7 separate regions of the Mus musculus genome follow, and regions 2, 3, 4, 5, 6 and 7 are each linked to region 1. A link is a contact called in ENCODE POLR2A ChIA-PET data. All regions are on one chromosome and are shown on one strand. The core of a region is the stretch at or near the end of the contact, and the rest is flanking DNA. Distances in the headings are between cores, read along the strand shown.

Region 1 (3,970 bases), core at 531-3,030:
TAACCCCCCCCCCACACACACACACACATACCCACATACATACATACAAGTCACATACTGCAAGCAACCTGTCACACACCAGCTCAACCTGTCAGTCCTGAGAAAGGAAGGTGTGAGAAATTGAGAAAGCTGGCCTGACACAGTCAGAAGATTGTCCAGAGCCATTCCCCAGGCTGGAGACAAGCAAGGAATATCGAAGACACTGCCCACGCTGTGTCTGACAGGCTGCTCAGCACTTCGAGGCATGACTGGTTACACAAGCCATTTCTGGAGAACTCCTCGGCCTGGGGATCACTGCTTGGGGCCCCTTGGTGGGATGGAAGCCGTGGCATCAACTTCCTATTTCCAAACAGGCCTACATTCCCTTTCGCCTCCTAGCTTACAAGGCCAGAAGAGGCAGAGCACATGAATCAAGCAGCTCTGGGTTTTCTCATGGCAGCCTCCATTCAGCAGGGCCTGAGGTAAGACGGAAGCTGGAGCTCCACCTCCTACTAGAAGGCAGAACAGTCAGCGTGGTCTCCACTCTTCATCTTCCCATGACTCAGCTCTGCGATCTACGTTTTACCTACACTCTGTGGACATGAGATCCTAAGGAAGAACTGAGTCACAGGGTGCCTGCACCGATGAACCCAAAGTCCTCCTTCCTAGTCAACAAAATAATTAGCCTTTCTAGTCTTTATTCCAACTCAAGAGTCCACAAAATGTAAGCCATAATGGATTTCATAGTGTATTCAAATCAAACCTATATATGTATATAAAATTTGAAATTTCTTTCTTAAAAGATTTACCTTTAATTTTTGTGCACTGGTGTTTTGCCTACACGTATGTCTGTGCGAGTGTCAGATCCCATAGTTACAGTTAATGAGCTGCTATATGGGTGCTGGGAATCGAACCAGGAACCTCGGGAAGAGCAGCCAGGGATGAGCCATCAATCAAATTCTGTTTTTTGTTTGTTTGTTTTTCGAGACAGGGTTTCTCTGTGTAGCCCTGGCTGTCCTGGAACTCACTCTGTAGACCAGGCTGGCCCAGAACTCAGAGATCCACCTGCCTCTGCCTCTTGAGTGCTGGGATTAAAGGCGTGCGCCACCACGCCCGGCTCAAATCCTTCCTTTTAAGGAAGAAACTGAGGCCCAAGGTCACATAGCGAGAGGGGCAAATGAAGGACATGAACCTGGTTTGGAGGACGTCAGTCAATGGCTGTTTCCAGTAAACCACAGGTGCCCGGTAGGGTTCTGAGCACCAGTCCCTTTCGGGTCTTCTCCACCCGTGACCCCCATCCTCAGCTGCCCCCAATTCCCACCGGCTCTCTCCAACTCCGCAAAGCCCCGCGTCACGCTAGGCTCACCGCGGCAGGGGTTCCTGCACTCGCTTCAAACCTCCCACCCACCCACCCACCCACTGCTTCTCAGCTCCTCCCGGGACGCCCGCCCGCACCCCGCTGCACCCCCGCCCTCGCCCGGCCCGCCCGCCAGCCGCAGGCCCCGCCCCTCGCCGGCCCCGCTTCCCCGCCGCGGCTGCACACACACACCCTGGCCCTCTCACCGGTAAAGCCGCTTGGTGTGGAGGACCTTTGCCTCGGGTTCGCTGCTCTCCCCTGGAGGAGGGCCTTGGCTCATGGTGCCTGGGCCCGAGGGCACCTCCTGGTCACAGGCCCCCGCCACCCACCACTGGCGCCTCCACTGCCGTCTCCAGCTGTACCCGCAGCCGCCACTGCCGCCGGCCCTGCTCGGCCGCCATCGCTGTGAGGCGGCTGCCTGAGATGGCTCCTCCTCCACCTATCAAATCTCGCGATAGCTGCCGCCAAGCCGCGGACCGGCGACCAACCCACCAAGTCTCGCGAAAAATTGCCTTCTCTCTCCGGGAAGTCAACCGAGCTGGTTGTGGGTGGCATGGCTTCTGCTGGGCTTAAGTCCTCGGGGGACACTTTATTGCCACAGATGTAGAGAAACTGAGCGTTCTAGCGCAGGCTCATCCGCCTAGCTCGTCGGCAGCCGAGGCAACCTGCAGCGAGTTCCCACCCTGCTACGTGCAGAGACCCTGTCTCAAGTTTAAAAAGAGCGCGCTGGCGAGATGACTCAGCGGCTAAAGGCGCTTGCGGCCAACCTGAGCCCGACCCCTGGAGCCCGCATGGTATAAGGTGAATTGACTCCAGCAGGTTGGCCTGAACTTCACACGCGAGCTCCGTGTCACGCTCCCTAGCCCCCAAAATAAAATGAATTTAAAAAAATTAAGTTTCCAGGGGAAAAGAAAAGAGACCGTAGAGTGCAAAGCTCGCCATGGGACAGCTAGGTGCTGGAGAAGTGACTACCCACATGGCAGCTCACAACCATCTGAAACTCCAGCTCCAGGGGGTCCGAAACCCTCATACAGACATGTTTAGAGGCAAAACGCCAAAGTGCATAAAATAATAAAACGAATGGGCCAGCTATCATTGAATCAGACATCGTTGCAGAAGAGGGGCAGCGAAAAGATTTTAAGATCCGGAGGTTGTGGAGATCGGCATGCACAAGGTCAAGTCAGCTGCCAAAATCCCAGCGCGCCTGAGGGGTGGCTCCTGAAGTTGCTTGTTTTTTAAAGGAATTCTTCCCGAGAGAGTTATTTATTTATATTTTGTGGGTGCATGCATACAACATACACGTGGCCAGAGAACTTGGGAGAGTCAGTTTTCTTTTAAAAGTGTGGTTCTCTGGGGAATCAGACTCAGGTAGTCAGGCTTGGTGAGCCATCTTGTCAGCCCTATTGTTTTCCTAACTATAAGGCGGATCTTTGGGGTTCTCTCTCTCTCTCTCTCTCCACATTATAATGGCAATGTATATACCACTATGCTCCTGGCTCCAGCCACCAAGTCTCCTTTCTATTCCTCAAACTGCCTCAAGTCTTTTTCCATCTGTTGGCTGCGCTGTTCCTCTACAGGGAACTTCCACTGGGTTTCAGCTTCAGTCACCCTAAAGAGGCTCTCACTACTGAAATTCTACTACTGATTTGGTGTGAACTTTAATGTTGGTTACCTGAACAGCTAGAAACCTTGTCACTTTGTTCTTTTCTGTACATGTGCCTAGACTAGCACTTTTTTTGTTTGTTGGAGTGTGTGTGTGTGTGTGTGTGTGTGTGTGTGTGTGAGAGAGAGAGAGAGAGAGAGAGAGAGAGTCTCTACATAACTCTGGCTGCTGGACCAGCCTGGCTTCAGACTCAGAAATCTGCCTGCCTCTGCCTCATGTGCTGGGATTAAAGGCTTGTACCACCACAGAAATAGCGCCTCATTAATAATAGATACCCAATAAACATTTACTGGATGAACAAACTTGCAGTGTCATCTTTTAGCCAATTTACTCTGAGCACCCTTTGATACACAAACCCACTTTTATACCCTGATGCTTCCCTGAGCTGGAAGCTCTTACAGATCCCAGAATACATTAAGTCCACACCTCTGTGCCCAGCTGCACCCTTACTTTCAAAAAGGATGACGTCCTCCTGTAGAGTCCTTCCAGTAGGCAGATTCTGTAGGGCAGGGCCTGCGCCTTTAATCTGGGCCCCACCCGCTCTGGTCAGACAGGTTTGGAGACACAGGCAAGGGAGGGAAACTGGGAAATACTTGCAGAGCCAGCCAGGAGCTAGGCAGCTCCTTTCCGGAGATCCTCCGCCTCTTTGCAGATGGAAAGTAAGAGGGTATCATGGATCCAAAGGGCAGGGGTAGGAGGGGCCCAAGAGGTGAACGAAGGGAGCCCAATCCAGAAGCTGTGAGCTGGAGGGTGGCAGGGGAGGAAACAAGAGGAAGGCTTGGGAACGGCCACACTAGAGCTGGGAGTCTGAGTGGAGCCCAGCCCAGCTGAATCGGGTGAGACTGGCAATGGGAGAGTTCAGAAAATGACCGACTCCTGGAATGGAGACTGAGGAACCGAGATCTGGTGTCGAGTTCCTGGAGGGACCTGCAGGTCAAAGGGCAGGTGGAAGGAAGGGGGAAGGGCCAATT
Region 2 (3,970 bases), core at 546-3,045, 240 kb before region 1:
CTTTGAGAGCACCTGAGGTATAGAGCACTTCTTACCCAATGTGTGTGAATACCCAGGTCTGTCTCCAGCAGTGCAAAGAAAAAAAGCACATTCAATATCCATTCATAGCCACAGATACCTTTATATGCCTGCATCTCCCTAATGGAGCTTGGGAGATACAGACAGCCTTACAGCCTGAAGGAAGAAGGCACACTCACTCAGCTGATACTTCATCCTCCCCAGATATATGACAAGAAACAGACCACACATCCAGTCTGTTTGCAGCCCCCTTGATGTTTTCCAGGCAATGTTCCTCCCCCAGCCCTCACCACCCATTAAAAAAAAGGATACGGGGCAATCCGGTCCCATTTGACATTGAGCATACCGGAGACAATGCCGAAGTCTTCTGGAGGGAAGGAATCGTCAGATAATTCCACATCTAATGCAGCGCTGGAAAGCAGAGGAAATAAAGAGTGAGGGACAGGGCTGGCGAGATGGCTCAGCAGTTAAGAGCTCCGACTGCTCTGCCGAAGGTCCTGAGTTCAAATCCCAGCAACCACATGGTAGCTCACAACCATCTGTAATGAAATCTGATGCCCTCTTCTGGAGTGTCTGAAGACAGCTATAGTGTACTTACATATAGTAAATAAGAGTGAGGGACATAAAACTAAGGGAACTGACTGGAAAATCCACCTGCTGGTCAAAAGAAACCCCCATAGTAAGTTGGGCCTGTTTTGAAGAATCCAGATCAAGGCCTGGATTCTGTTGCTCAGAAGTGAATTGCCAAAGGTAATCTTGCTCTAATTCTAGACAGGGGAAGTAAGATATAAATGGAAAAATATATAAAAGGAAAGAACAACAAAAAAGTGCTCATAGGAGCCAGCAGTGGTGGCCCATGCCTTTAATCCCAGCACTCGGGAAGCAGTGTGAGAGACAGACAGATGTCTGTGAGTTTGAGGCCAGCCTGGTCTAAGAGTGGACTCTTCGACAGCCAGTTAAGAAACTCGGCCTTGAAAAACAACAAACAACAAAAAAAGTGATTGTAAGTGAAAGAAGAAAGCTGGGAGTCCGCACCCGAGGTAAGAGGACAGATGTACACTCTGTGTCTGCATTTCCTTTTTCACAAGCTGAATTTATCCCTGCCTTTGAAAGCCTTCTGAGACCCCAAAGTGGTTTCTTGTAATTCACCTAAGGATGTCTTCACCTTCAAAAAGCACCCGACAAAGGTAAGCCCTCTAGTATATTCATTCATTCATTCATTCACTCACTCACACACTGCACTCGATACTGGAGGACTCCAAAAGAGAATTCACTCCCCAACAAAACGTTCTCTATGCCCACGTGGAAACTCGGAATTCAGAAGGAAGCTGGCGAACTCTAGGCCGTTACCTGGAGCCGACGTTGTAGATGTTATACTGCAGGGTCAGGTCCCTCCCTTCCACAGCGTATCTGTTGAGCAATGATTTGGAGGCCAAAAGCCTGGCTCCTTCTTCTGCTTGACTGACGGCTAACAGAGCCAACACCACAACCGCCAGCAGCCTCATCTTTGGAAAAAAGCAAAGTGAGCAATCGACCCAAGCATGGGAAACACTGCCAGCCAGGCAGCCTGTGCGGCGCCACACTCCAGCCCCGCCGCCAGGTCCGCAGCCGCGAGCCCAAGCCACAGCAGTGTGTACCGCGCTGCCGGCCAGGCGGGGTCAGCGGGGACCCCAGCGCTCTTGCGTCTCCCAGACTCACCGTGAGCACCCCAAACGCCTCCCTGGGCCACAGACAACCGGAAAACAACGTCAGCCTCCGAAAGACCGGAAACGGATCTGACCGGAAACCCTGATGTCCCTTCCTGTGCCTTATGGATGTTGTAGTTCTGAAACAAGCCCCACCTTCCCCTTTATGGCGGCTGATACCCCAAAGGAGTTGAGTTACCTAGAGTCCTTGACTCTTTCCTGTGTGTCCTCCAATTTCTTCTCATTAATGCTTACCCCATGGAAAACCCCTCTGTTTAAACTAAAACGAAATAAGCTGCATAGGCACAATTTCAAAGTTCAAAGAGTCGCCGACTTTGTTTTAAGGCTGAAGTAGCTGATATAGCCTTTCCTTGAATTCTTAGATTTCCAAGCTGCTAGTCACTGCCTTATGTAATTAGCACTTTATAGAGACTTCAGACAACTAGTAAACAGGGCCAGAGAGACCCCTCGGCAGGTAAAGGCACTTGCCACCATGCCTGCCCACCTGAGTTTGAATCCTTGGACCCATTTAATAGGGCACCGACAAGTTCTCCTCTGAACTCTACATGTGCACACACACATGTGCATAAACACATGAACATGTAAACATGCTTATAGCACATGTGCAGGAGAGTTCTTCCACATCCCTTCTGTAGCACTCTTACATCCAGGATGGGTTTACTCTGCACCTGCTCTGTGCTCTGGCACTACTATAGATGCTGGTGGGGTGATGAGAGAACCTTCTCCCACTGCGCCTGGCTCTCCTGGGACAGACACCCTATGCTTCTTTTTTTTCTTCTTTTTTTGAGACTGGCCTAGAACTCACAAGAGATCCCTTGGCTTCTATTGTCTAAGTGAAACTAGGATTAAAGGCATGTGTCACCATGCCTGTTGTGTTTATAAAAAGATAAGGAGAGGAAATGTGTTTGGTGGATGTGTGGTAAGGTGTGGGGTTAGGGAATGCCACCGCGGGCTCATGCTGAGGCATCCCTTCCCCCCACCCCCAGGGACTAGCCACAGGACAGTATAGTATAGAATAGTTTATTCAGGGCATGGGAAGAGGAGCTGAGAGTTAGGAGAGAGAGAGAGAGAGGGAGAAGTAGAGGCTGGCCATCAGCTCATGGAAAGAAAGAGTGGAGAGAGAGAGAGAGAAAGAGAGAGACAGAGACAGAGAGAGAGAGAAAGAGAGAGAGAGAGGAGGGGCAAGCAGCCCCTTTTATAGTGAGTCAGGCACACCTGGCTGTTGCCAGGTAACTGTGGGGTGGAGCTTAAACAAAATGCTAACAATGCCTAACCCTTTGATTGACCTACCCCCCATTTTTTGTGGGGAGGGGGTTCTTTATATACCTGAACTCTATGTAGATCAGGCTGGTCTTGAACTCTGAGATCCACTTGCTTCTGCCTTCTGGTGCTGGGATTAAAGGTGTGCGCCATGGCTGCCTGGCTTGATTGACTTCTTACAACTATTTACTTTTTTTTTAGAATACTTTATTATTATGTGTTTGAGTGTTTTGCCTGCATGTACATATGTGCACCATGTGTATGCCCAGTGCTCGAGGAGGTCAGAAAAGACAGCTATCACCTGAGCTAGGAAAAAATCCAATTGCACTTCCTGCTTCCACGTGTTCGCTCTTTTGAGCTCGGTCTCTTGGTCAAGAATACAGGGTGAAGCCCTGTCTCTCAAAAAAACAAAAACCAAACTGTGATGGTTTGTATATCCTTGGACCAGGGAGTGGCACCATCTGAAGGTGTGGCCTTGTTGGAATAGGTATGACCTGGTTGGAATGGGTGTGTCACTGTGGGTGTGGGTATAAGATCCTCACCCTAGTTCCCTGGAAGTCAGTCTTCCACTCGAAGCCTTTGGATGAAGACATAGAACTCTCAGCTCCTCCTGTGCCAGGCCTGCCTGGATACTGCCATGCTCCCACCTTGATGATAATGGACTGAACCTCTGAACCTGTAAGCCAGCCCCAATTAAATGTTGTTTTTTTATAAGACTTGCCTTGGTCATCGTGTCTGGTCACAGCAGTAAAACCCTAACTAAGACACAAACCAAACAGAATAAAGTGTGCTTTGTCCAGACTCTTCAGTTGGAATGGTGATCTTTTTCTTTGAAGACCCAAACTTCTTATTTTTGGTTTTTCTGTGTAGCCTTGGCTGTCTGGAACTTGCCCTGGAGACCAGGCTGGCCTCAAATATACAAAGATCTACCTGCCTATGCCTTTCAAGTATCTAAACTCTTCTTCTTTTTTTCCTTTCTTCCTTTC
Region 3 (3,970 bases), core at 906-3,405, 220 kb before region 1:
GAGGCAGGCGTGGTGGAGGGTGCAGAGGCAGAGTCAGGAGTGGATGGAGGAGAAGCAGCAGCAGTCACTGGATCTTGAGCCCTGAGGACAAAGAGTAGGGAAACCTGGCTGGAGTGTGCACAAGTGACAAGGTGGCCTTGGACTGACAGCTCAAGCCACCTCCTAAGCAGCCTTGTTCCACCCTTACCCCAGGCTAGCAGGATGCTGGGGAGAGGGATGGTATCAGTTATCAACAGTCTCTAAGGCAACCTGGGAGTACTGACAGGCTCCCCCAGAGGTAAGACCTTATCCATCTGTGCCAGGCCTGGCTGCTGAACAGGTGAGAAAGAATGGGAGGTGAGGTCACAATCAGGAGCAAGGGCAGCTCCTGTCTGTACTTACTTCTGAGGGGTTTTGATGACTAGGTGGACTGTGAGCCCATCCTTGATGCCGTGCTGGCTCAGGGTGTCCCCATCCTTGAGGATCTTGCCTGCGAAGATCAGGACCAGCTGATCCTGCTGAGCCTTAAACCTCCGGGAGATCTCCTCCTTGAACTGTGGTCAAGAGGCAGAGATCACTGCAGAGGCCAACTGCGCCCCGCTGCAAGACTTGACCCTCAGTTCTGCCCCTCTAGCTACAAGAATCCATTCAATTAGTTCCATGACACAGTATCCCAACCCTGGAAAGCCCCTGCTGCTATCCACAACAGCAGCTTCTGTCCCACCACCCAATTCTCTGAAAGTGATACCTCACAGAGGCATGGGCAGCCCTCCCCATCCTAAATCCTTCAACTAGCCTTGGGCTCAGGCTGTCTCTCTTCAGCCTTCTCTCTGCTTTTCAGTCCCAGCTTCCTCATCACTATAACAGATAATCTAGAGTATTATTGAGATCTATTGAGGAATCTAGTGTGTTAGTTACCATCTCTACTTAATTAAATTAATTAAATTTAATTAATTAATTAATTAATTAAGAGACAGGGTCTCTGCATGTAGCTCTTGCTGTCCTGGAACTTTCTATGTAGACCTCGAACTCAGATAGATCCACCTGCTTCTACCTCCCCAGGGCTGGGAATTTAAAGATAAGGATCAGAGAAGAGGTAATGTATCCGGGGATATAGGAACTCAGGTCTGGACATCAATGTCTTCATCAGACACATTCTCAATAAGAGCTGTTTTATAATTCAGCTTTTCCCAGGGGACTTAAAATTCTCTAATGAGAGAGCAGCAGTGGTACCAACGGCTACACTGGGGCGAGTTAAATTTTCTAGATTCTATCAGCTCCTCCAAAACACAACACAACACAACACATATTCTAACTATAAACAGTGCACTTGCTAAGCAAAAGATCCCTCTCTTCCAACCAGATGGCCTATTCTAAGCCCCGCCTATGTGCAATTCTGGAGCAGCTTCAAGCAGTGGGGAACACAGGCAATACTCCCTCACTCATTCTATATTATTTTGTTGAGCACCTACTGCGCTCAGCAAATCCTGTAGAGCAGAAAACTGAACTACACAACCGTTTCGATTTGCGACAAGGAGGCTCTGTGGAGAGAGAGAGAGAGGGAGAGAGAGAGAGAGAGGGCACCACCACCACGCGACACTCCCGGGAGAGCATAGCCGCAGCTCGCTCGGGCCGCACGGTGCCTTAGCGCCTGGAACCTCTACCAGTGACCCTGGAGCACACTCTCCTCAAGCCTAGGCTCCAAATGGAGCCCGCAAGCAAGGTGTCCCTTCCTCAAGCTCCCCCACCACGCCCCCAGCCCGGGTAGCGCGGCCAAACCGGCCCCTACCCGCGCCACGCTCCCCGGACTAGCCCTGGCAGGGCGCCCCCTACCCGCTTCTCCCGCCTGTATGCCCCTGGATTCCGCCCCGGCCGGGGGCCCGTCCCCGGCGCCAGGCCGACCCCGAGGTCTCCCTCTCTGCTCTGACCCCCTCGGTGCGCTGCTCCCGCCCTCCTGTCTCCTCCCAGCCAGATACTACCTCCTTGACCGAGGCTTGATCGCAGATCACGATCTCCTCCTTGTCCTTGGGGGTCTTGACGGTGACCCGAATCTGGGGCCTCGTCTCAGCCCCACTCGGCTCCGCCATGCCGCCGCCCGGCCGCCCGCCAGCCCGTCCGGCTCCTCCTCCTCCTCCTCCCGGCCCGCCCGGCCCGGCCCGACTCCGGGGCCTCCAACTCCCCCTCCCGCCCCTCCCCAAGGCTCCGCCGCCCACTCCGGACAGCCGCAGCCACAGCGCCCCGGGCGGCCTGGGGGAGCACTGCAGCTGGGGCGGCCCAGGCCCGAGCAGGGTGCGCAGCTGGCCCGGGCCGGACAGCGCGGAGGGCGGGAGATTCAGGGCCGCCTGCGGCTCCCTCCTGTTCGGACAAAGGACTTTCGTTGTCGCCGTCTTATCTCCGTTCCCTGGGGTCACTTGGTTTTCTTGAGAGGCCTGGGTTCGTTCCTGGTTCAGGACGTCCTTAAGACCTCTGCGGATTCGAGCAGTCGTGGCCTCCGGGGAACCGCCCCGAGGGAGCCATTAAGGACGGTTTCAGAGACCTGGAGTTTGCCTACGTGGCTTCTCTGAGCCTTGGGAGTAAAAGAGCAAGACCCCACAGAATTGTGACTAGCGTACAATATTGCTTTAAAAAATGGTCAAGGATGTGCCTAACAGATAGATTTATTATTAGATTGCGATTGACCAGTAGGCACGAAGGCGTCCTTCGCGTGGAAGATGTTAAAAGTATTTCCACCGTTGCCACTGTCCTTGCGCTCCCGCTCTCCCCCCCCCCAACTCCACAACCACATGGTCCCACTGGAACGCTGAACTATGGTTCCCAGAATTCCTTGAGCGATCACATGAAACTACGATTCCCAGAGGCCCTCGCGCGGGGCGGGAATTGGGCCAGAGCCTCAGTAGATGGGCCCGGTGACTACAACTCCCAGGCGCCTCGTAGCTGGGCTCCTGGGCCACCGGAAGCGACTGAGGGAGAGCAAGAGGCTGCGACTGTAGGGGTGTGTTGGTGCAGGTCAGGGTTAAGAGACGCAGGCATGCTGCGTCCCAAGGCTTTGACGCAGGTGCTAAGCCAAGCCAACACTGGAGGAGTCCAGAGCACCCTGTGAGTGAACAAGAACCCAAGCAGCGAGCGCTGGAATGGGGCGGCGCGCGGCTGTCTGCAGTAGGGGTAGGGAAGAGCCCTACGCCGGGAGGTGGCTAATGTTGCAAGCTGCAGCTTCGGAAACCCTGCTTGAGGGCTTCCTCGGAAAGGGAAATGGACAGTTGATTAGCGTGTTCCTGGATTCTTGCTTCCTAAAAGCGCCAGTAGCTGGAATTGGGATAGGAACTCAGACCTTTCACTCTTCCTGAGTTTGTTGATATCCTTCCCATTCTTGCCAGGCTGCTGAATAATGAGGGATCGCTGCTGGCCTACTCCGGTTATGGGGACACAGATGCCCGGGTCACTGCGGCCATCGCCAGTAACATCTGGGCCGCGTATGATAGGAACGGGAACCAAGCGTTTAATGAAGACAGTCTCAAATTTATCCTGATGGACTGCATGGTATGGAGTAAAGTAGGCTGACTTCGAACTTGCAATGATTATCCTGCTTCTGCCACCTCAACCCTGAGATTGCAGGTGTGCACCATCGCACCTTGCCAAATAAAACATAGATATTAAAAAAGGAAGTGAGAGTACGGTGCTGGCCTATGTGAGGGTCCATCTCAGTGAAAAGGAGACATTTGTTAAAAGATCCGAAGGACGATAGGAAAGGGGAAGAGAATTAAGCCATACAGCAATCATTTGGGGAAATATTTCTAACAGTGCTTGCTATGGTGGCTTATGCCTCTAGTTCAGTACACGAGAGACTGAGGCAGGCTCTCTTCGAGTATTTGTTTTCTTTCTTTCTTTTTCTTTTTTTGTTTTTCGAGACAGGGCTTCTCTGTGTAGTCCTGGCTGTCCTGGAACTCACTCTATAGAATCAGGCTGAACTCTGAAATCTGCTAGCTTCTGCCTC
Region 4 (3,970 bases), core at 999-3,498, 200 kb before region 1:
ATCCTGGTGCCTTCCACGACCTCACCCAAGTAAAGTTATTAATATCCCCACCCAACACCAGGCTCTGAATCTCCAGGGTTTGACAAGGAGGGGAAATCCAACTTTCTAAACCAGAAACCCCCAAGAGATTGAGGGAGGGGGCGCTGTGCAGGGGAGGGGCAAGTTCCCCTCCTCCACTCCAAATCCTCCAGCCCCAACACTGGGATGGATGAAGTGGAATATGTGGTAGGGGCCCCAGCCTGCCTCCCCTCCACTGCCAGGAACTGGCCTTCTTCTTTACTCCCGCGGAATGCAGCCCCTCCATTGTTCCCCACCGTGGGACAGCTCCTCCCCCCACTCCACCTCCCAGCCCAGCCCCTTTGCCATATCCAAATCCCGCCCCCCCCCCACAAGAAGCTAGGAGGGGAAGGGTCCCTAAGATCCAGGTTGTTCAATTTGGGTCCTTACCAACACTCCCACCCATCCAGGGATGCTGGGCTGGGAGGGTGTGGTAACATACTCCATTGGCTTAATTCAACACCCCTCCCAGCACACCCAGACACGCACCCCCCCCCCATATTCCAAGTGGAGGTTTCTGTCCTGTCCCCCTTCACCGACATGCCCTTCCTGGCCTGTCCCATGAATTCACTCAGAGACTTCTCTGCAGACCCCTAGCTCCAGGCCGTGGCCAGCCCAGAACAAAAGCAAGACGGAGGAGGAGAGGCCCACGCCAAGACTGGTACTTCCTCAGAAATTCCCCTCCCCAAACACAGGGGCCCTCCAACTTCGGTGTGTAAGCGACCAAGGGACCCCTCTTTGCCAAGGGCTCCCTCATCACCTCTCCCCAGACTGGGACCCTCCCCTGGGCCACACCCCCTTTCATTCCTACACTCAGCCCAACAAAGAGGCAGCTCTTCAGTCGGGCTTCGTGGACTAGGTCTCCCTCAGAGTCCCCAACTCCAACAGCAGAAGGTCCCAGGAGTGCCCCCTCCCCAGTATACAAGCAGAAACTAGAGTAGGGGCTCCCAAGTAATTGCACATTCCGTCAGTCCTTCCAGCCAGGAGCCGACACCCCCTCCGCACAGACCCTGGGATTGGGAGGCAGCTCCCCCTCCCCTTTCCTCTCCCAGTTCCAGGATATTTCTTTGTCTACGGGCGGAGCCCCAGGGGAGGAAGGGTCCCGAGAGTCGTCCCGACTAGGGGTAGCAGGGAACTTTGTGGCACTTGGAATCTGGGCAGGGGGCGGGGCCCCCTTTGTCGGGAAGGGACAGAGCCAGAGGCGCGCAAAGAAGGAAGCGATGAACTTTCCGTGCCGGGGACAGCAAGCCCCCACTCCAACCCTCGCAGTGTCCAGACGCCCGCTTACCTTGCCTGCCCACGATCTCGGCCACGTGCTCGGAGGTGGGCACGGGAACGCACTCCGTGGTGTTGCTGCTGCCCTTCAGTCGCAGCTCGGCCTCTTTGTAGAGCGCGCAGAGCTTGGCGTCGTTCGCCCCTTTGGGGGCGGTGGGGGGCTGGGGCGTCTGCGCCGCGGGGGCCGCGCTCGGGGCGGCCGGGGCCGCCGCGGGCGGCGGCGGCGGGGCCGGCTGCGGGGGGGCGGCCGGCTGCGCGGGGGCGCCGCCCCCCCCACCTCCCCCGTCCTCGCCCGCCGTGGGGGCGGGGGGCTCCCCCAAACCCAGGAGGCAGAGTTGATCAAGAGCCAGCTGAAGGGCGCGCTCGTCTTCCAGCAGCCCTCGGTCCTTAGCGCTTCCCCCGAAACATCCTAGTTCTCCAAAGCCCCCATTTCTTTCCATTATTCCAGATACCACTAGACTAGGCATGGCGAAACAAAAGCTGGGGGAGAGAGGGAGAGAGAGAGGTGGTGGAAGGGAGAAGAGGAGAGAGGAGGGGAGGGGAGAGGAGAGGAGGGGGTGTGTGGGGAGGGGGAACAAAGAGCTGGGGAGGGGGGAAGAAAGCGAGATAGAAAGATAGACCCACCCCTAAGCCCCCCTCCCCAAGCACCCTGTAACCTGACTCCCCTCGCCCCAGCCCCCGGGTGGGGGTGGGGGAAAAGAAGCAAAACCAAGAAAGCAGATCTCCTCTCGCTCCGGGGTGACGGGGTGGGGTGGGGGGCTGCGGGCCCTAGCCCCCACCCCTCCGCCTCGGACCCAGAGTCTCTACCCTCCGCCGAGCAGACGCCCCCTTAGGTTCCCGCACCGAGCCCCAGTCCCGGAGCGTCGCTCAGTGGCCCCCAATAGAGCCCAGCCCCTTCCAGCGCTCAAACTCTTTTGTTTTAAATGAACTGGATGGAGCAGCATGGAACTGACGGGAGGGGGGCGCGCCGGGGGCGCCCGGGGCATGCCGGGAGTTGTAGTTTCCCGCCCTCGGGCGCGGGGAGGAATTCCTCAACCCGGGCAAGAAGGGGATTGCGCCCCTCGGGCTCTGCCCACTGGTCACGGGAAAAGCCTCGGGTGGGTTGGGAGTTGTGGTCCGAGAAATTTTAGGAGCTGGCAGTATGCGGGAAGGGAGCGGGTGTGGAAAGGCGTTTCTCCTCTGCCCGCGGGTCCCGGGCCTCTTTCTTATGGTAATGAGGGCCGGGGCGGAGCGGCCTCGTGGCTGCAGTGCCCTCCCTCCTCCCGCGCGCGATCGCGGAGTCCACGGGCTCGGGCCTCTGGGAGAGAGCTGGTGGAGCAGACAAAGCCCGCGGCCGCTACAGTGGGAGGAGCAGGTCTCTGCGCTGTGTGGGGGCCAGGAAGGGGCGTTCGGTTGGGGGTGGGACCCCCGGTAGAGGATGTGGTTCCCTCTCTTCTCGGAGGTAGCAAGCCCTTCCCCCTCCCCCAGCCCCCCAGTTCCGGGATCTCAGAGGCCACGACTGGGAGGTGAGTTAGTTCGTGCCCCCGTGGTCCGTGCAGTGACCCGGGGAGGATGAGGAGGCGTGGAGGGAGAGGATGGGGGTGGGGGCTGATCCGGGAAGCCAGAAGGGTCCTAGAGGCTTCGTATGGCTTAATTTGGAGCCTTGAACCTTGAGTAACAGGAGTGAGATTGGGGGCCCCTGAGAACCCAGGTTTTTTATTTTTACTTTTTTAGACCTGAGCCTCGAATATAGTGGAGGAAATCTTTTGTCCCTTAGGACGGTCATTTCGCTGTTTCCTTTGCCTCCTTTATAAACCAGTAATTCAGCCCTTTTAACCCTAGAAATATGGCGAAAGAGATCATAAATAAGCTTTTAAGATTTGACTGTTAAGAGGGGAGTTAGAGTGTACTGCATTCTTTTCTCTTTCTTTCTTTTTTACTTCCCCCCTACTCTGTATCTTCTGGTTTTTGTTTTTGTTTTTCTTTCAAGAGAGGGATGGGATCTAAAGGTCTTGTGGTCAGGCTCAAGGAGTCACCTCCCCAAGTTGGATCACAGTAGATGGGTATGCTGGGTGGGTAGGAGTCCCGCCCCTGCCCGAGGGGTTTCCTTTGGGAAATCTGAGCTAGTCTAGAGGAAAAGTTTTGCATGAAGGTAGGGCAGTAGATTGACAATGGGGATGTCAGGAGGCACAGTGAGGCCAAAGGCCAGGAGGGCTGAGCTCAGGCCCGGTCCTTATAAGCTGATTTTTGGAAAGTGCGTTTGCACAGCATTTGGGAAGGCTGGAGTCTGAGCTGAGTGGTCGGTGGGTATGAGAGTTGTGGCTCTCCCCCTTCGGTATAGATGGTGAAGGAGAACTTTGAGCTGAGGGACCTGGCTAGCTAGAGTAGGGGAGGAGGTGCCCCACATGGAGGACTTTATGGGAGTGGATGCTCTCGCCTTCCAGCAGGAGTGGAGGAAGGCTTCTGACTCCTGTTCACCTCTCTCCCAGGAACCTGGACTTGGGCGCTGGGAGTTTCTTTGGAGAAAGTTTCTACTGGAGACCAGGTGACGGTGGGGCTAACAGCTGTTTGCAGCTTTCCTGTCCTCACTGAAACCAGATTCCCCCCAGAGTTTGCCCCATCTCTGATTTCCTCCTCACTAAACCAATTAAGGCAGGAG
Region 5 (3,970 bases), core at 548-3,047, 190 kb after region 1:
GTCCAAGTCCCCCACACCCTGTTCCAGCCACTGGGCTTAGCAGAGGCAGCACAAGCCCTGTGCCCATCCCCCAACACGAGGCTTCCCATACTTTCTGTCTGGGTCCTGTTTCTTCTCTAGGCTCACGCCTGCATGAGCAAGGCTTGTTGTGTCTTTATTCTTAATCTTTAGAGTCTCTCCCTACATGAAATATATGGCAGAAAGAGGGAAGACATAAGTCTGATACAAAAGCTGAAGTGTGACCTTAAGTAAAATGCTCTACCACTTTGGTAAGTATGGGAATGAATGAAAGCTCCTGACTCCCTAAAAGTACACGCAGCAGTCACACACAGGGTCTATGTATGAAGGGCACAGCAGTCACAAACAAAGAACATGACCACTGAAATCCCAAAGCCTCAGTGTCCATTTCTGGGGTATATGGGAAAAGTGCTCTACAGAAGCTCCAGAATTCCCCAACCACCCTACATAACAAGGTTCTCAGCCACTCCCACAATCATCCCACCCCACCCCCATCCTGGAAGACGCAGGAAGGAAATTCATTCACAGGCAAGGCCATGGGAGTTGGGACAGCCAGGCTGAGCACTGGGGCTCGGTGGCCAGAGGCCAGAAGCTGGGTGTCTGAGAACACTGTCAGGTAACTCGCCAATGCTCCCCTCGGCGGATACCTACCGCGGATACAGGGAGACGAACAGAAGGTGGACAGCTCCCAAGGCCAAGCGCACTCAGTAGGCTCCTCTCCGAGATCCGGCCAGAGCAGCCCAAGGTCACCGTCCCAGACGGCAAACTTCCCACAGTCAGGCAGCTCAGACCCACTGAGGGCTAGGGGGAGGGGTAAGATCCACCACTCACACAGCCAAACAGGCCTCGGAGGAAACTCACACGGGTAGGGCAGGAGGGAACGGGATCCACCCACTGTACTCCCCTAGCCTGGCCCCAATGTGCCGGTCAGTCGTAGGCAGAACTGGCACTCAGGACAAGCTGGGTAGTCCAGGGCCACTGGGAACCCCGAGGGCTCGATGGAATCTCTGGGAGGCCTCCCTGCCCCATCTCTGAGGTGGGAGGCCGGGAGCACAGTAGTCCCTTGGGCCAGCCTCACCACTCGAACCCCACTCGCACTGACTCGGCCCGCACCGCACCGTCCAAGAGAAAGGCCTGGAGAGGTCCTGCCAGGTGTTAACAGCTGCAAACTACTGTCCAGGGGTTCTCCAGCCGGCGTTGCTGACACGCCCGACCAAGGGGGCCCCCACGGGCGCGAAATCGCGGCCGGAGCCACGTGCGTTGCGCCCGCCAAGGCGCGAGGCGACGGGGGCTCGGGTACCAGGCGCGGCTGTCACAGCAGACACCCCAGCACCAACACTGCCTCCGTCGCCCCGCCCGGACCGGGACGCTCGTGCCAGGGCGCCCGTACACCCCTCGCGCTCCAGACCACCCTGAGCCCGGCCGCGCGGCGTGGGGGAGGGGTTCTTAAAGGGGCCGACGCGCGTCGTGACTCACCAGCCCGTGGGGGGGACGGGGTGTCACGGCGCCCGGAGCCTCGGCCCGGTCCGCCGAATCCTCGGTTACGCGAAGCCGCAGCTCCGACGGGAAACAGCGAAGGCGCCGCGTCCACGCGGCCTGGGCGGCGCCACAGGGCCGGGACCCCCTGGTGCGCGCGGGGGCGGCGGCGGCGGGCGGCAGGCACGCAGCCGAGCGCCCAAGCCGCCTCGACGGTTGTTGATATTTTGCTTCCTTCCTCCTTTCGGGCTCCAAAGGCAACTCCTCCAGCCCCAGACTCGAGGCCGACGTAGGCACCGCGCAGCCTAGCTTGCGAGATGGGAGGGGGGGAAAAGACGAGAGTGATGGACAAGCAGGGGGCCAATGGGAGGGCCCCGCAGGGCTGGGGGCGGGGCCTGGCAGGGAGGCCTGGGACGCAACCCCGCCCCCTGCCCGCGGCCTGCGCCCCACCCCTTTGGGGCGCGCGACCACGGCGCGTGGAGCCCAGATCCCTCCGCCTGCGGGACAGAGCGAGGCTGCGGGTACCTCAGCACCCCAGCTCCAGAGTTGGCAGGGATCTAAGTAAATAAGTTCTGGGGAGATAAGAGTGTTGGTAGGCCCCAGCTCCTACACTTACTGTGTGACAAAGCTCCGAAGCCAGATCGCGCTCTCTTATCTCGTGGTTACCTGGGGAGCTCCGCTGCTCCCTCTACCTGTGACAGGTCCCCTCCTTTCCCCTGACCCGGCTCGGTTGACGCCCAGACATTTAAAGCTACAGTGCATAATTCTCGGGTGATCTAATCTTTTAGTGCCTGCGGGCCCCAGCGCACTTAACTACGGAGGGGGCAATTTAAAGGGGCGGGACCCCAACCACTACCTCCCTTGCCTCACAGGAAACATCCAGAAGCCTTGTCTTGAAGAAATATAACTCTCTCAAAAAAAAAAATCTTTTAAAATCCCCGACGGCCTCTGGGCGTGGTGAATTTTTAAGTGCTTCACAACAAGATTGTGCGCTCCATTGCTTCTGGACCTTTAACCCGTCAGACTTCCTGTCCGCATCCTGTCACTAACAAGTCCTCGGCTGGCTCTACCTGGAGCTTGAGGAAATGACAGAGTCTGGCGTGGACTTCAAAGCCTTAGCAAAACAGAAGCAAGAGGTTCTTCAACAAGCTAGGGTCTGCTTTACTGAACAAAGTCCCTGTTCTGGCTTCTTGTGGGAGAGATGAGAAGAGGCGACAAGTGGTGGGTTAGAAAATTTATAATCTCGGAGTCAGACTGTTTTGGTTCAAAATTTTCCACTATTTCTGAAAAGAGCAAAGCACATCTCTTAACTCTCCATCCTCTTGGGTAAGCTGAAGGTGGTAAGGCCAGGTACATAACTTGTGAATTTGGTGTGAGTTTAGTTCCCAGTAGACTAGTACAGTGCCTCGTGTTGCACTGTATGACCCACACGGGCTGCTCAGCTGAAAATGAGCCCTTTTAGGGCCTGCGTGAGTTCAGAAAAGGCTCATAGTGGGCCAGTTCAATAGGACTATTCTGCAAAGAGCTTGGAGGCATATATGTACCTCCTTAAACAGGAAGCACGTAGGCTTCTAGTCCCTCGGCCTCCCTTTTCAACCCTTCCACTTTGCCCCTCCTTCCAGAAGCCTGATTTATGTAGGATCACACATGGTCCCCAAATGTTGCTCCTTAGTTTTCCTAGTAGTATGGGGGGTGGGGGCACAGAGCTGCCAGTACTCCTTGAGCAGTCTGGTTTGCCCCCAAGACTTGAGTGAAGGCATCTGCCCTTCCCCAAGCCCTGGGAGAACACAGCCTTGTTCCTGCTTGTGGCTATGGTGGGAGCAGAATGGGAAAGTGCCCTCCCCGTGGGGAACCTCCCCTCACTTGTGGCCTCTATTTTTAGTGCTTCCCCAGGCTCTAGCTGGAGAAACCGTTTAGTCATCAGGGTGTTTATTTTTCCGGCTGTTTCCCGACGTCGGGAAAAGCAGAATGTTGAGACTGGAGAGATTCAGGGCTGCTGGAAAAGACGTCTTAGGAACAGGCCTGGGAACACAGCCTTCAGGCCATTGGGTCCCAGCTTGTAGGAAAACAAAACAGGATGGGCCCGGGACAGCTAAGCCCTCAGGAGTGTTCAACCTGCCTCAACCTTGGAGGCTCTCCAAGCTAGAGAACCTAACTCAGTTTGTTTCTCAAAACATAACCAAGGCCAGAAGAAAATTTTTTTCCCAGAATCCCCCTCCCCAGCCTCTCCCTAACTAACTTGGTGAGCTTCCAGCGAGCCATGATCCCAGCCAATCTCAAATATGAGGCTGGCCGTCCATGGCTGTGATTGGTTGGCTGGCCCTCTTTAGACCTGGAATGTTGAGTCCTTTAAAAAGGAATGAGGAAGGAAGGTGAGTCACCTGGGGAAGATATTAAAAGACTAGCAGGAAGAGCTCCGAGAGCTCAGGGAGGTGGGGGCCCTGGACACTCACTGCTGACTTGACAACTCACAGGA
Region 6 (3,970 bases), core at 843-3,342, 170 kb before region 1:
CAGTTTGGGATGAAAGCCCTCCTTCGTACCTTTTCCACAAAATGGGGGCGGGTAGGATAAGAAGGGTTAAATGTGGTTTTGCTACTGAAGCCAGGAAGAGAAGCCAGGCCAGGGAGGGATTGGGGGGTGGGTAGGAAGGGCTGAGACAGCGGGAACAGGGAACAGCATGAGCCCCACTGCTCACGTTCCACCACTGGCTCACCCACCCGCCTCTGCTTCTTGGTTAGGAAGTAGGGGAGGGAGAAGCAGAAGAAATGGTTTTTGCTGTTGTTTTGTCTGGGAAGTTGAATGGCAACCACACAGCCCGAGGGACTACAGGGAAAGGAAGCCATGTCCTAGGTTCCCTCCCCTAGATGCATCCTGGGTCCTCACCACACTGGAGTCACCCTCACAGAAATAAGAACTCTCCCAGAACCCAGCGCAGTGGCAGTGGCACGTGCCTTTGATTCCAGCACTCTGGGGGCAGAGGCAGGCAGATCTTTGAGTTCGAGGCTGGCCTGGTGTACAAAATGAGTTCTAGGACAGCCAGAAGTTCATAGAGAAACTCTGTCTTGAAAAAACAAAGCGCCAGGCGCACGCCTTTAATCCCAGCACTCGGGAGGCAGAGGCAGGTGGATTTCTGAGTTCAAGGCCAGCCTGGTCTACAATGTGAGTTCCAGGACAGCCAGAGCTATACAGAGAAACCCTGCCTCGAAAAACCAAAAAAAGAAAAAAACAAAAAAACAAAAAAACAAACCCCCCCCCCACCACCAACAACAACAACAAAAAAAAAAACAAAAAAAAACAAAAAAAGCAGCAGCAACAACAAAATCTCTTAAGAGTCCCAACTCAAGCCCACTGCCTGGACCTGCAGGAACTGCAAGCTAATCAGCAATGGACAGGGGAAAGCACATGGCAAAAGGGGAAGGAACATGGCAGAAGGGGATGCCAGGGCCAGTAAGGCTTAGGCTAGGGTTACAGGAGAGGATTAGACAGCTGATCGGGAGTCTTTGATGGAGGCTGGAGACCCCGGGACATGGAACCAGGGGACCAGGTTACTGTATTGGGAGATCATCTAGTCAGGGCCCACCCAGAACTGGCTAGACAGGCATGCAGTGGCTGAGGAGGGGGTAGCTTTGCTGTTCTTGCTCACACCGTTTAAGATGGAACCAGGATGGAGACCCTGCATTAACAACCCTCTGACCCCGTTCCTCTTTTCAGGCCCTTCTCGAAGCCACAAAAATCTGGAACCTGGTGTCCTGGCCATGTGCTGAATGCACGCACAGCACAGCTCTGGTATCTGTTTTAAATTATCCATTAAAATAAGTACAGTCCTGGAAAAAAATAAGTACAGTCTTGGATTTGGTTGGGTGGAGTGAGCTGAAGAAAGGGGCTGAAACGAGGGATTTCAGCAGCCCCTTTTTCCAGCTGTCTAGGTCCAAATGAAAGGGGAGGGGGGAGTGGGCGGGGCCAACTTCTGGCTTCTATTCTTGGCCTTCTCTTGGGGACTGAGGCTTATTTCTTAGATCTAAAACCCAATGTTTGGTTTTAAAGCCAAAAATATAAGGGAAGTGCATAGGTTTGGGTTTTGTTTTTTGTTTTTTCCCGAGGTCCTTGATCTTTGCCCCCAAATTTGAGGGCATAAAGTAATCCCTCAGTTACCTAAAAACACAGCCATTCCTTTGCCATTCCACTCTCCTGGATTGGCCGCTTCTGTGCGCGGGGGAGAGGTGACTCACTATTACTACTGAGGAAAGGGGAGCCAGTGGTGGAAGTGGGGTGAGTCACTGATGGGCAGCAGCTTCAGCCCTCCCCCCAACTTCCTTGGCTCTCTGGGGATGCCTGATCCTCTCCCTCACTTTGCACCTACTTCCCCTGGTCCCTCACCACTACCCTTTGCCCACCCACTCAAATTCTTTGGCTCTGCTCTTTACTCCAGAAGGCCAAAGGCAAGCTTAGAGTTGAGTAGGCAGGAACCAACATTGTGAAGCCCCAGGCCAGAAAGGGGTGTTCTGCAGAGTGAGGGTTGGCATGCTGGCTCCTCCTCACCATACCTGCCCCCGCCCCTTTGGGTACAGGATGGCTCCTTTAAGAGCAGTGGATCCACCCCCTGTAGAGGAGGGCCTATTAGAGCCTCTGCCTGGCTGTCAGTGACTCAGTGTTCGCGGGAACGCTGCCTCAGCCTCAACACCAGCCAACCCAGATCCCGAGGTGCGCCAGCGCCCAGCCCAGATCTCCACGCCTGCCAGGAGCGAGCTTCGCCGGCTCGCTGTCCCCCTGAGCAGCCTCTGTCCTTCTGTCCAAGTCCCGCGCCCTTCTCGGGACCCCTGCCCAGCGGGCAGCACTGTCACCCTGCCGGCCATGGAGACCCCGTCACAGCGGCGCGCCACCCGCAGTGGGGCGCAGGCCAGCTCTACCCCACTGTCGCCCACTCGGATCACCCGGCTGCAGGAGAAGGAGGACCTGCAGGAGCTCAATGACCGCCTGGCCGTGTACATCGATCGCGTGCGTTCCCTGGAGACCGAGAACGCGGGGCTGCGCCTTCGCATCACTGAGTCTGAAGAGGTGGTCAGCCGAGAGGTGTCCGGCATCAAGGCGGCCTACGAGGCCGAGCTGGGGGATGCCCGCAAGACCCTTGATTCTGTGGCCAAGGAGCGCGCCCGCCTCCAGCTAGAGCTGAGCAAAGTGCGTGAGGAGTTCAAGGAGCTGAAGGCTCGGTGAGTGAGGCCCGGCCGGCCGGCACCAGGGAGGCAGCAGTCGCCTGTAACTGGCCATCTAGTCCCCTCCCTCCCCGGAACTGCCTCCCGCGGGTGACTGGCAGTGCCAAGGGTAATAGACATGATAGGACATAGAAGGGAGGGGGTCTCTGTGAGAGGGTGGGGGATATAAAGAGTGGTGGGGGCATTGAGACCAAGTAGCGTTGGTGACAGGGCCTATGCTGTCAAGGTGGGATTTTTCAGTCATTTGGAGCTTGGGGGATGGGCTTGAGGAAGGTAGAACAGGCTCTACCAGGTCTTGGAACTCCCGAACGCCGCCCGGGACACATCAGAATGGGTGAAAGGGTTTTATTAGAACTTTCTTGGTAGGTTTGGCACTTTGCCAATCTTGCCCAACGTGGCTCTGAACACATGATGTCCACTAAGACATAGCGCCCACACTGACATTTGTCCAGTGGTACTGTAATGGAGTTACCAAGGCTGCATAGCCCCTTTCTCCCATGGCTGTGTAAGCACGGCCTTCTCCTGGTTCTTTCTAGGAGCTGAGAATGTCTGGAGCTTTTCCTAGACTCTCAGGCCCACCAGAAGCACACCAGGAGATCTGCTCCCCCGCAGCTCCCACAGCCCTTGGCCTCCCTGGTCGAGGAATGCAAGGGAGGGTGGGGAGGGAGACCGGGCACAGAAGCTAATGGCTCTGGAAATTCTGTTATGCCTGAGTCGGGGACACCCCAGTCTGGGCCCTCTCTGTTTGGTGACTTAAGGGTTTTGGAAGCTCTGTCCTTTCCTTGCTCAGCCAGCGAGCCACTTTCATTTTTCTAGTCAAGCCAGACTTTACTCTGGCCCATCCTCTGAACTGTTGATGTCTTGATCTTACTAAACCTCTGGAATACAATGACATTTTTGAAATCCAGCCGTTAGGGAGCCTCAGGCCACTCCCATTGCACCCATCCCTACCCCACCCTACCCCACCCTACTTGGCTCCACCTACTTTCTAAAAAGGCTTTCCAAAGCCTGGAAGTTTGGGCTCTTGCTCCCTGTACTTCCATTTCGCTCTGTGTCTGTGGTCTTTTCTTCTATGTTGTAGACCCAAGACAAAGAGCTTTGGACATTGGACGTGCGCACTGATACCTAAGGGGCTGGTAGCTTTGACTTCTCTTCCTCTTTTTCCTTTTTGCATTATCTTCTGACAAAACCCACTGTGTATCTGTGGTTGGTCATTCTATTCCTTACCAGATTCCAGCCCTAGGTGGTGAGTATGGCAAGCCCATTGCCTC
Region 7 (3,970 bases), core at 1,089-3,588, 160 kb after region 1:
TCCTGACTTCTTCTGGCGAGGGATATTAACTTGTAAGTTAATAAACTTGTAAGTGAAATAAACCCTTTCCTTCCCAAGCTGCTTTTGGTTAGAATGCTTTATTACAATTTAGAAAGCAAACCAGTAGACTGGCCTTGGACTTGCTGTGCAGTCCAAGCCAGCTTTGAATTCACAATCCTTAGTGTCCCAAGCATTTTTGTCACTAGGCCCACCATTTAAATTATTCTTTATACATATAAAATGGATGCCAGAGTCCCAGCATTTAACCAGTAAGCAGGCTGATGCCAGCCGCACGCACCCTGCCTGTGCTCTTTTCCATCCCACCCTCCAACTCTGCTCAGGTAACTACCAACACACCCCACCTTTACCAGCCCTCGGCTCTGCCAATGCTTCTGTTATTTTGTTATATTTGAACTTCAACAACTTTAACTCTGCCTATGCTCTTCCATCCCTGGATGGCTCAGTATTTAAAAGCACTGACTGCCAGGCGTGGTGGCGCACGCCTTTAATCCCAGTACTTGGGAGGCAGAGGCAGGCGGATTTCTGAGTTCGAGGCCAGCCTCTACAAAGTGAGTTCCAGGACAGCCAGGGCTATACAGAGAAACCCTGTCTCGAAACCCCCCCCCCCCCAAAAAAAAGCACTGACTGCTCTTCCAGAGTTCCTGAGTTCAATTCCCACCAAACACATAGTGGCTCATAACCATCTGTAATGGGGTCTGATTCCTTCTTCTGGTGTGTCTGAAGACAGCTACAGTGTACTTATATAAATAAAATCTTAAAAAAAAAAAAAAAGAGTAATTATCCCAACTTGACACTAGGTCACTGCGAGCAACAGTCCCTAACAATATAGGACCCCTGGGTGGGGAGATAGGGCCTCTTGGCTGCTTCACCTGGACAGTGTTTTTTGGGACTCCAGCATCTTAAGCCTCAGCTTGGGATCTGTCTACACGATGTGGCGGCCACTGTAATCTGGGAACGGAACTCCTTCTAGGCAAGTGCTCTACCATTAAACTAAGCTATACCTCCATCCCAATAGAAGGGTTATGTGAGGACCTCTTGAGTGAAAGAGTATAAGACAAACTGTGAAACCTCTCTAAATAAATATTCTTACTACTGTAGCAAGGTGTCTGCACAGATTCAGGCCAATAGCTCTCAGGCTATTCGCACTATAATCTTACCGCCAGAAGACAGGAAAATAGAGCAAGGCGTGTCCAACCTGTGGCCCATTAAAGTGGACGGCATCTGTGACTACTTCTCCAAACAAAATCATTTGTGGCTCTTTTTTTTTTTTTTTTTTTTTTTTAGACCAGAGTCTCTTATATTTCGGGATAGCCTTGAACTTCTAATCCTATATGCACACACCAGGTCGAACTCCAGCAGAACTCCGGGCTCGGAGCTACATCCCCAGCCCCGCGATTTTTTTCTTTTTTAAATATTTATTTGTTTGTTTATTTATTTATTATATGTAACTACACCATTCATTTATTTATTTATTTATTTATTTATTTATTATATGTAACTACACTGCAGCTGTCTTCAGACACCCTGGACTGGCATCAGATCTCATTACAGATGGTTGTGAGCCACCATGTGGTTGCTGGGATTTGAACTCAGGACCTTCGGAAGAGCAATCAGTGCTCTTAACCACTGAGCCATCTCTCCAGCCCCCTTTTTTAAATAATTCAATCACGCAGTTTTTCGGCGTGGACTTTGTGGTTAACAGTTTTGACAATGACAAATCGTTGCATTCGCCTGTCGGATTCTCCTTCTGGAACGCCCAGGCAATGCCAGATCTTACGCAGTGCTGTCAATCTCAGTAAAATTGCCAAGGCTGAGGGTGCTAATTCTCAATTTGTGCAGGAAGTTGACGATGGGGGTTTTACGCATGCGCACCTCCTCAGAGCCCCAGAGAAACTGCCCAAAACTAGAGCTTCACGTAGTTTCACCCTTGCTGAACCTTCTGAGTACTACGCACGCATCTTGTGCAGGCAGCGGTTGGCCGGTGCTTCCATCACTCACCCGAAGGGCCAATGGAGTGAGCCTAGTTACCTACTTCCCCCTGAGTAGCAGGCGGCGCCGGGCGTGGCTTGAAGGCCTTTGTTCCACGCGCGGCGGAACTTTACGAGAGGCTCCGGAGCGTGCTCTGCCACCTGCTAAGCCCCGGAGACGCAGTCAAGGGTCTCAGCGACACCTTGGGGGAGTGGGGCAGAACGTACGGAAATGGATGTTAGGCGACTCTACAGCCTACCTTCTATACCCGCCCCCTTTCGCCTTAGAGTGGAGGGTTACTTTGAAACCCGGAAGCAATTCATCTCCGGAACACACCGCGGGTCACGTGGGGGCGGTGCGTAACGGGCGCGTGATCCGGCGTCCTGCGGGTCTTCCCCTCCCCAGGGGCACCCAGCATGCTTTGGGCACGTGGCAGCTCATGTCCTAAATAGGAGTAGTCCTGGGCCGCTATCCTGTGAGGGTGGAGACGCTCCCCGAGACTGGACAGACACCGAGAGGTGGAGCTGAGCCAATACGAGGCTAAGGGGTAAATCTGACTCACCCGAGAGGCCGGAACTGACCTGCTGCAAACTACCAAGGAACTTCGCTAGGCTGGGTGGCTAGAACGGGGGGGGGGGGGGGGGACCTGTAAACTATGCTAAGGCTACCTCTTCTATTTGAGACCCAAGTCTGAAACAGGACAGGAAAGTGGATTTGCTCTTCGTCCAGGTAGTGAGTGATTTCAGGCTGCAAACATTCAGGTCCAGAGCCTGAGATGAGATCGCCTGGGTCCCTTCCACATCTGCTGATCCTTGAACAAGTTCCCACACAATCACAAGGCTGGAAAAGATAGCCCATGGGACTAAAGGATGAGTCAGACCAAAATAACCACTGGCCTCGTGGCATGAACAGTTAGACAGCACTGATTGCTCCTAAGAACCACTGACCTTGATAGCTGAGTCCAAGAGACCCACACCCTAGTTCTATTTTATATGGCAATACTCGAGGAACTCGTCCTTCAGCTAAAAAAGAGATCAGCTTCAAAAAGTTGCAACTTGGGAGTATTTTTTATTAAAAAAAAATGTGTATGTACACATGTGTCCTGAGGAGACCAGAGGGGTGTTGTATAAGAATGTTTGCTGGGGGAGTCAGTGGTTAAGAGCATTGACTGCTCCTCCAGAGGACCTGTGTTCCATTCTCAGCACCCACATGGCAGCTCACAACTGTCCTTACATAGACAGACATGCAAGCAAAACATCAATGCACATAAACAACAAAAAATGTTTGCTGACCTGAATTGGTTCTAGCACCCATGCCAACATCTCACAACTGCCTGTAACATTAGCTCCAATAAACTTGATGCCCTGCTCCAGCCTCCAGGGACACTCATGCACACACACACAAGAAAATAAAATCCACACCATTGCATACACTAGCAAGATTTTATTGAAAGGACCCAGATGTAGCTGTCTCTTGTGAGACTATGCCGGGGCCTAGCAAACACAGAAGTGGATGCTCACAGTCAGCTAATGGATGGATCACAGGGCTCCCAATGGAGGAGCTAGAGAAAGTACCCAAGGAGCTAAAGGGATCTGCAACCCTATAGGTGGAACAACATTATGAACTAACCAGTACCCCGGAGCTCTTGACTCTAGCTGCATATGTATCAAAAGATGGCCTAGTCGGCCATCACTGGAGAGGCCCATTGGACACGCAAACTTTATATGCCCCAGTACAGGGGAGCGCCAGGGCCAAAAAGGGGGAGTGGGTGGGTAGGGGAGTGGGGGTGGGTGGGTATGGGGGACTTTTGGTATAGCATTGGAAATGTAAATGAGCTAAATACCTAATAAAAAATGGAAAAAAAAAAAGAAAAGAAAATCCCCCCCGCCCAAAAAAAGCCGGGCAGTGGTGGCGAACACCTTTAATCCCAGCACTTGGGAGGCAGAGGCAGGTGGATTTCTGCGTTCGAGGCTAACCTGGT

What was found. ChIA-PET counts read pairs that join two places held with the same protein, here RNA polymerase II (POLR2A).
Region 2: POLR2A ChIA-PET joins it to region 1 with 15 read pairs in embryonic stem cell. The contact joins the promoter of Ssr2 here to the promoter of Smg5 in region 1. POLR2A ChIA-PET finds 5 or more read pairs at or near these places in 4 of 5 experiments (Patski and embryonic stem cell).
Region 3: POLR2A ChIA-PET joins it to region 1 with 17 read pairs in embryonic stem cell. The contact joins the promoter of Ubqln4 here to the promoter of Smg5 in region 1. POLR2A ChIA-PET finds 5 or more read pairs at or near these places in 4 of 5 experiments (Patski and embryonic stem cell).
Region 4: POLR2A ChIA-PET joins it to region 1 with 11 read pairs in embryonic stem cell. The contact joins the promoter of Mex3a here to the promoter of Smg5 in region 1. POLR2A ChIA-PET finds 5 or more read pairs at or near these places in 4 of 5 experiments (Patski and embryonic stem cell).
Region 5: POLR2A ChIA-PET joins it to region 1 with 17 read pairs in Patski. The contact joins the promoter of Mef2d here to the promoter of Smg5 in region 1. POLR2A ChIA-PET finds 5 or more read pairs at or near these places in 3 of 5 experiments (Patski and embryonic stem cell).
Region 6: POLR2A ChIA-PET joins it to region 1 with 32 read pairs in Patski. The contact joins the promoter of Lmna here to the promoter of Smg5 in region 1. POLR2A ChIA-PET finds 5 or more read pairs at or near these places in 4 of 5 experiments (Patski and embryonic stem cell).
Region 7: POLR2A ChIA-PET joins it to region 1 with 10 read pairs in Patski. The contact joins the promoter of 1700113A16Rik here to the promoter of Smg5 in region 1. POLR2A ChIA-PET finds 5 or more read pairs at or near these places in 2 of 5 experiments (Patski and embryonic stem cell).

Annotation. Positions count from the first base shown.
Region 1 is chr3:88,334,070-88,338,039 of GRCm38, reverse strand. Smg5 (Smg-5 homolog, nonsense mediated mRNA decay factor (C. elegans)) reads right to left here and starts at 1,780. Exons shown (of 22, transcript NM_178246.3): 1 at 1,543-1,780. The coding sequence starts at 1,616. Tmem79 (transmembrane protein 79) reads left to right here and starts at 3,607. Exons shown (of 4, transcript NM_024246.5): 1 at 3,607-3,658.
Region 2 is chr3:88,577,433-88,581,402 of GRCm38, reverse strand. It overlaps Ssr2 (signal sequence receptor, beta), which reads right to left and starts at 1,795. Exons shown (of 6, transcript NM_001356317.1): 1 at 1,717-1,795; 2 at 1,369-1,523; 3 at 331-429. The coding sequence starts at 1,523.
Region 3 is chr3:88,551,901-88,555,870 of GRCm38, reverse strand. It overlaps Ubqln4 (ubiquilin 4), which reads right to left and starts at 2,155. Exons shown (of 11, transcript NM_033526.2): 1 at 1,959-2,155; 2 at 382-533; 3 at 1-81. The coding sequence starts at 2,066. Lamtor2 (late endosomal/lysosomal adaptor, MAPK and MTOR activator 2) reads left to right here and starts at 2,920. Exons shown (of 4, transcript NM_031248.4): 1 at 2,920-3,075; 2 at 3,354-3,516. The coding sequence starts at 3,008.
Region 4 is chr3:88,530,224-88,534,193 of GRCm38, reverse strand. Mex3a (mex3 RNA binding family member A) reads right to left here and starts at 2,248. Exons shown (of 2, transcript NM_001029890.3): 1 at 1,346-2,248. The coding sequence starts at 1,799. It overlaps Gm38618 (a long non-coding RNA gene), which reads left to right and starts at 2,314. Exons shown (of 2, transcript XR_867447.3): 1 at 2,314-2,837; 2 at 3,801-3,970.
Region 5 is chr3:88,140,199-88,144,168 of GRCm38, reverse strand. It overlaps Mef2d (myocyte enhancer factor 2D), which reads right to left and starts at 1,797. Exons shown (of 12, transcript NM_001310587.1): 1 at 1,495-1,797.
Region 6 is chr3:88,501,474-88,505,443 of GRCm38, reverse strand. Lmna (lamin A) reads left to right here and starts at 2,092. Exons shown (of 12, transcript NM_001002011.3): 1 at 2,092-2,696. The coding sequence starts at 2,341.
Region 7 is chr3:88,176,153-88,180,122 of GRCm38, reverse strand. 1700113A16Rik (RIKEN cDNA 1700113A16 gene) reads left to right here and starts at 2,338. Exons shown (of 3, transcript NR_045997.1): 1 at 2,338-2,536.